Linked DNA regions of Homo sapiens: region 2 is linked to region 1. A link is a contact called in ENCODE Hi-C or POLR2A ChIA-PET data. All regions are on one chromosome and are shown on one strand. The core of a region is the stretch at or near the end of the contact, and the rest is flanking DNA. Distances in the headings are between cores, read along the strand shown. Region 1 holds the start of VPS26C (VPS26 endosomal protein sorting factor C). Region 2 has its middle 12 kb from the start of KCNJ15.

Region 1 (3,193 bases), core at 652-3,151:
TTGACACTTTGATCCTAAATACTTCAGCATGTGGAGTATTCTACATAACCAAAATATAAATATTACACTGGAGAAATTCAACACCAATATACAACAATTATAGTCCATAGTCGAATTTATATTTTATCAGAAATTAAGCATTCTATTTGGTTCTCATGTCCCTTTAGTCTTATAGTCTAGAAAAATTATCTCGCCTTTATTTTTTGACACTGATATTTCCGAAGAATCCACGCTACTTGTTTCACAGAATGCCCTTCAATTTGGATATTCCTTATTGTTTCCTTATGAACTGATACGGATTAAACATTTTTGGCAGGAATACTACATAGGTGAGTTGTGGCCTTCTCTGTGCATCATGCCAAGGGGTACCGAATGTCAGTCGTCTCATTAGTTGTGATGGTGAAGTGGTGTTCATTGTTGTGCTTGGCTAGAGGAGTGTGACTACCAGATTTCTCCATTATAAAGGTAGCTTTTTCTCTTTTTTTTTTTTTTTTTTTTTTTTTGAGACGGGGTCTCACTCTGTTGCCCAGGCTGGAGTGCAGTGGCACAATCTCGTCTCACTGCAGCCTCCGCCTCCCGGGTTCCAGCGATTTTTCTGCCTCAGCCTCCCTGGTAGCTTGGATTAGAGGCGTCCGCCACCACGCCCGGTTAATTTTTGTATTTTTAGTAGAGACCAGGTTTCACCATGTTGGCCAGGCTGGTCTCGAACTCCTGACCTCAGGTGATCCGCCCGCCTCGGCCTCCCAAAGTGCTGGTAATACAAGCGTGAGCCACCGCGCGGGCCAGATTTTTCCCTTTGTAATTAACCATCAAGGGGATGACCATTTGAGCTTGTGTAAATAAGAGCAGGCTTCCCTAGTTGTCTTTTGCCCAAAAGTTTTAGCATCCATCCAAGACCTTTGTCTGAAATTCTGTCCCTTTTGAGATTACTTTGCATTAATATGACCAACCACTGCGATCAATTTTATTCCAAAGAGTGTTGGGGCTGTGATTTCAACCCTAGCTGCACATATATCACCGGTATCGCTGGGAGTGGAACCCAAGCAATCATATTTTAAAATTCTCCAGGATGACTGATTCTGATGTAGAGTAAGGGTTGAGATTCCCCGAGTTAGAGGAACCTTACAACACCCTCATTTGCAAATAAGGACACTGAGGCCCAAGGAGGTTAAATGACTGGCCAATGTCACAAAACCTGTTAATGGCATAGTCAAGATTTTACTTTTTTATACTTGCATTTTAATAGCCATTCCTTTGTGTCAGTCGAAGAATAAAACCAGAAAAAGCAGTAACTTTCGTAGTATGTTAGTATGTTGTTAAAAGTGACTACCATCTAATATATGCTGCCGCCAGACATACCCATTTCTGCTTCCAAGGTTTGTTTTAGCTTTCGTTCATTAGACCTTTGCGGTCACCTTAGGAGAGAGGGAAAGGGGAGTTTGGTCGTCAACTCCTCCGCCCTCAGCGCTCACTGAGGGAGCTCAAGCCTGAGAACCCAACACCGCCGGGTGTTCAAGGGGCCAGATGGGAAGAGCGCAGCCCCGGAGCTGGGCGCCTGCCCTGCACGTCCCGCAGATGCGGCGGCGGCGCCTGCCCTGGGGCCTCCTCGCAGGGCAGCCAGCCTCGCGCGGGAAGCACCTGGCGGGGACGCACCTGGCGGGAACGCACCCACCTTGGCGGAGACGCACCTGGCGGGACAGCCCTGCCCCGCCTAGGGACGCGGGACGTGCGCAGAGCGATGGAGACAGCGGAACCTGCAGACCCGCCCAACCCCACCTCCATCCCCACCCCCAGCCCCCACTTACCCCGGCGTGATAAACTTTATTCGCTCTTTTAATCTTGATGTCCAGGGCGGTCCCCATCTCCAATTCTCCGCAGCAGCCGCCACTTCCGGCTGCGCGTGACCCCAGGGAAACAAGGGGCGCCTCCCCGCTTCGTTCTGGGCCCCGCCCCTTTCCCTCTCTGCCGGCAGTGGCTCACGTGACCTCGCAGCGGCGTCGCACACACTCCCTAGCTCCGAGGGGCGAATGCCCACGCCTTCCTCCTTCCGGCACAAGAGCCGGCCTTAGTGCGGGCCGAAGCGCTGTCACGGTTCACCCCGCCCCCTCTGGGCGTGAAAGACGGGGCCAAGCTAGCCCCACCCCTTCCGTAGGGACAGTCTTACGCCGGAAATGCTCCTTTGCTGTCCGGGTTAGCGGAGGGAGGGAGGAACGGCTCTCCCCGCGTGCCCCGCGGCTGGAGGCGGAGCCGAGCCTGTCTGTCGGTTGCAGCCTGCGCAGGAAGGATGACGCTCCCGTCAGGCTGTGCGGCGCAGACGGTCGCCCAATGGAGTTGTCTTTCAGGAGGTTTTAACTTGGTAATGCCTGCCCTCCTCAAATGTCCTTAGTCTCCTCAACTCTAGCCCTCCACCGCTTTCTCCCTGGGGTTCTGAAGAGCCGGCGCCCCCTTGTCTGTCTGCGGCCAGGCGCCGCACCCTGCCCTTCCCGCGGGAGCGGTTCCGGTCACCCTCAGGGGTGCGGCCCCTGCGTGCTAGTCCTGCAAAGCGCTGATTGGCCGGCGGCTCGGTTGCCTCGCGTCCCAGCGCCAGCTGGGCCTAGGGCCAAGGTCTCGGGAAGCGCCGGGTGACCTCGCTCCTCTCGGAGCCGCGGGCGCTGGGTCACCCGCCAGCCGGGCTCCGCGGGCCGCGAGGGATTGTGGGTGTTCCCCAGGCGCGTGTCCTGGAACCGGGTGTTAAATATTCAGATCCGTGCGCCCCGCGTGAAGGGTGGAAAGGCACGGCCCCCAGGCTCTGGGGCTTGGAGATTGGTTGCAAATGAAAGACTGAAAGCTGGAGTGAATCTGCCTATTATTTTTATTCCCAGCAACAGCTGACCCCAGATACAGTTTGTGGGGGTGGGGGGCGTTACTGCAGGGCAGGGCAGTGCACTGTTAACGTACTTCGTTTATTGAGTTAAAATCTCTTGTAAATGTTATAAATGAGGATTTTGCCAATAAGCAGAAGGTCAAATTTCATTTTGACAAATGATTTAATTAAATAATGCGGTGAAAAGTGCTTTTTGTTTAAATTCTTTGCTTTTTGTTTAAATTCTTTGATTCTGATCATTATTTTTTAAAGTGCATTGCTTTTGGGATAACATCAGAAACTATCTGTAAAAAGAATTAGTATCACGAATGCCTCCCTCTTAAGAATATA
Region 2 (3,351 bases), core at 720-3,219, 980 kb after region 1:
GGCTTTTTGAGCTTTGACACTTTAAAATTGTTTATCTTCTTTTCTGATTTTTTTTTTCCTGCTGGGCTGTAATTTTCTTAAGGGCAGGATTATTAAAGATGCATCTGTTTATTTCCTGAAATTCACAGGACAACACTTACACTCAGGTGCTCAATAATCATTTGTTGGAAATAACCTGTTTTGTTTTTTCCCCAGAAAGCCTGTTTCAAAAGGTGTATTTTATAGTATTTGATCTGCTAGATCGAGGGTTGGCAAACTTTTTCTGAAAGAAGTCCAGGCAGTAAATATTTTGAGTTTCGCGGCCATACTTTTTGAGATGGAGTATCACCCAGGCTGGAATGCAGTGGCGTGATCTCGGCTCACTGCAACCCCCACCTCCCAGGTTCAAGCTATTCTCCTGCCTCAGCCTCCCAAGTAGCTGGGATTACAGGAGCCTGCCACCATGCCCTGCTAATTTTTGTATTTTTAGTAAAGACGGGGTTTTGTCATGTTGGCCAGGCTGGTCTCGAGCTCCTGACCTCAGGTGATCTGCCCGCCTCGGCCTTCCAAAGTGCTGGGATTATAGGCGTGAGCCACCATGCCCAGCCTATATTTCTTTATCACAACTCTGCAACTCTGCCATTTTAGCCTGAAAACAGCCATAAACAATTTGTGAACAAATGGGCATGGCTGTCTTGAAATGAAACTTTATTTGCAAAAAACAAATGACAGGCTGCATTTGACCTGGGAGCTATAGTTTGCTGGCCCAGCACTAGACGGTTATTGTCATAAAATAACCATTTTCTAAAAACGAACTCTTTGTTTCCACTGTGTTTCTGAGTAAGTTACATGAGATCATTTAAGTTTCATTTCTATTGTTGGCCATTTGTTATATGAATAAAGATTTGCTAAGTGACCCTCAAGCTTGGGTCTTTATTTCATTTTTAGATTATATAAGGCTTGACCCACTTAAGAAATGTAACCGTCTTTTTATTTCTCCTATTAATTTTTTTTTTGTCTTTGTGACTATCTTGTTTATACAAACTGAACCTGAGACAAAGCCGCTAGTGACTGCTTTTTGTGGTTAAACTGGTTTCGAACCCACCAAAGTCTAGAAGAGGGAAAGAAAGAATTGTACCAGATTTGATGTGTTTTGTGTAACGTAAGCCAGATTGTACCTCCTTCTCTCTCTCCCAGGTCTGTATACAACTTAGGACCAAGAGGTGGACTTTGGTGTCTTAGTTCAAGCTCTAAAAATACCAGGGAAGCAGGGACCACGACACATCCCAGGCTTGGTGCAGAAACCTGACCTGAATTGGACCTTAAGATCAGAATATAGATCTATTGTCTTTCCTCACCTGGCTGTTACCAAACTAACTTCCGCATCTCCTGGGAGTGCTTTCTATTTCATCCAGGCAGTGCCCTTATCTGATCTGGAGTGGGTTTATCTCTGGGAGAGCTATTGAAGTGCCTGACAGGAGAGGACACTAAGAGTACCTCCAGTCTCCAACTGCCTCCTCCGGCAGAACTGAGCAAGTCCTAACCATGCCAAAAACATCATTATCTCTGGTTCCATCTTAGTCCCTGCACACCCTAGGATTCAAGGACTCAAGTAAGTTGGGGAGGGGAACATCTTTTCACCCCTGGAAAACCTTGTCTCCTCCCAAGCCCTGGGAGGGGAGAACTGCTGCTAATGAGATGCTGGTAGTTAGTCTTGTAATTTTTACAGTATTATCTGCAGAATGAATGACTACCAGCAGGTACTCTGAATCTCTTTTCTTTCTAATAAGATGTAATCAACGAACCAGATTGTGGCCTTGGAGCTGACCAAAGGATCAGCTAAAGGAATTGGACACATCCTGAGCTAGTTAACACATGGGTATTGTCGGTCTAAGATGCTCTTTAGGGGCTAGTGACTCATTCATGATGTGCAGGAAATGGCACAGACACCTCCATGACCACAGAAGGTTTCTACAGGCGCCGTCATCACAGGGTCTACAAACAGAAGGAAGTCAGAGAGAGAGGCTCAGGGGAAGGCAAGGCGGGGCTGGAGACCTGGATTCTACGTCGGAGTTTACCGCATCCTGGTTCTATTCCCAAAGTCCTCTCTGTGTGGCCATATGCCTGATTCTCAGCCTGGCTTCATTCCAGTCATCTCAGGATCTTACAAACAACATTGATGTCCAGGCCCCACCCCAGACCAATGAAATCAGAATCTCTTGGACATTAAAAAAAAAAATGAGTGATTCTTTCTGGGTGATTCTAATATGTGGTCAGGGTTGAGGCCACTGCTTTACTTCATTACATCATGACACTAAAAATACTACTGGAAAGAAAAAAGGAGGGCTACCATCTGCCTTCCAATCTCTTCAGCTGGGAACCTCTTCATAAGACTGTATCTGAAACCAGGATACGAGATCCTTATAAGTAATTCCATTTATAATAACAAAGAAAGAAAAGAAAGAAAGAAAGAGAGAGAGAGAAAGAAAGAAAGGAGGGAAGGAAGGAGAGAGGAAGGAAGGGAAGGGAAAGAGAGACAGAGAAAGGAAAGAAGAAAGAAAGAAGGAAAGGGAAGAAAGAAAGAAGGAAAGGAAAGAAAGAAAGAGAGAGAAAGAGAAAGGAAGGAAGGAGAAAGAGAATGAAAGGTGTTTACAGCTGGAAATCAAACAGAACTTTGCCTGACACATGTTCATTTTTGGCCATTTTTGCCTTTTTTGTGGTGTGAACCATTAGTTCAGCCCAGTTAACCCTGAGACCACCCACAAAGACTGAATTCAGAGGTGGCTGTCCAGTACAGTGATTCAAGGTGAGGCCTGTGAAGTGAGATCAAGATTTGAATTTCTGCTTCTCAGTTCACCAACTATTTGACCTTGGGCAAGTGACTTAATTCAAGACTTAGTTTTATCATTTATAAAGTAAGAAGAATAATACCTGTCTTACATACTCTGATTTGTTGATATGATAGTCAATATGCTATAAGAATAAATTAATAATTAAATGACACGGTAGACATAAGGCATTTAAATCTAATTCCTGATCCACAGCAAACCTTCAACAAATAGCAGCTGTTATCATCAGAGCTAAAACGAATCATGTATCTAGGCTAGGGTCTGGTTTCTTTGCTGTTTTGGATAATGGCTTAGGAATAAGAATAATGCCCACTGAAGAAGTCTTGATTTTTCTTAAAGCTCTAAGCTCACTAGAGTTTTTTGCGTGTTGCCAATTTCAATCAGATCCAGGAGTATTGGTTACTGTTGGCCTATATGATGAAGATTAACTTTTGGAAGAATCTTTCTGTGGAATGCAGGCCAAAAGAATTCTGAGGCTGCTTTTGATTTGCTTTGAGTTCGTTGCAGCTAATGTGAAGGATGC

Evidence for each region. Hi-C counts contacts between places; a loop is a spot of excess contacts on that map. ChIA-PET counts read pairs that join two places held with the same protein, here RNA polymerase II (POLR2A). Pooled maps may share reads with other maps.
Region 2: a loop to region 1 is called in a pooled map, with 8 times the contacts of the local background. The contact joins the enhancer-like site here to the promoter of VPS26C in region 1. A Hi-C loop is called at or near these places in 1 of 37 single-sample maps with no recorded cell type and 7 of 50 pooled maps. POLR2A ChIA-PET finds 5 or more read pairs at or near these places in 1 of 52 experiments (Panc1).

The regions. Positions count from the first base shown.
Region 1 is chr21:37,265,433-37,268,625 of GRCh38, forward strand. It overlaps VPS26C (VPS26 endosomal protein sorting factor C), which reads right to left and starts at 1,902. Exons shown (of 8, transcript NM_006052.2): 1 at 1,806-1,902. The coding sequence starts at 1,862. RefSeq lists silencers at 1,498-1,807, 2,548-2,707 and an enhancer at 1,948-2,007.
Region 2 is chr21:38,243,135-38,246,485 of GRCh38, forward strand. It overlaps a transcript of KCNJ15 not described here. Among named protein-coding and RNA genes, the nearest start is that of KCNJ15, 12 kb to the right of the region's middle. RefSeq lists enhancers at 1,991-2,070, 2,151-2,200. Within about 2 kb of position 1,970, at least 3 of the 41 ENCODE cell types and tissues checked have a DNase peak (open chromatin) inside an H3K27ac peak, as active enhancers do.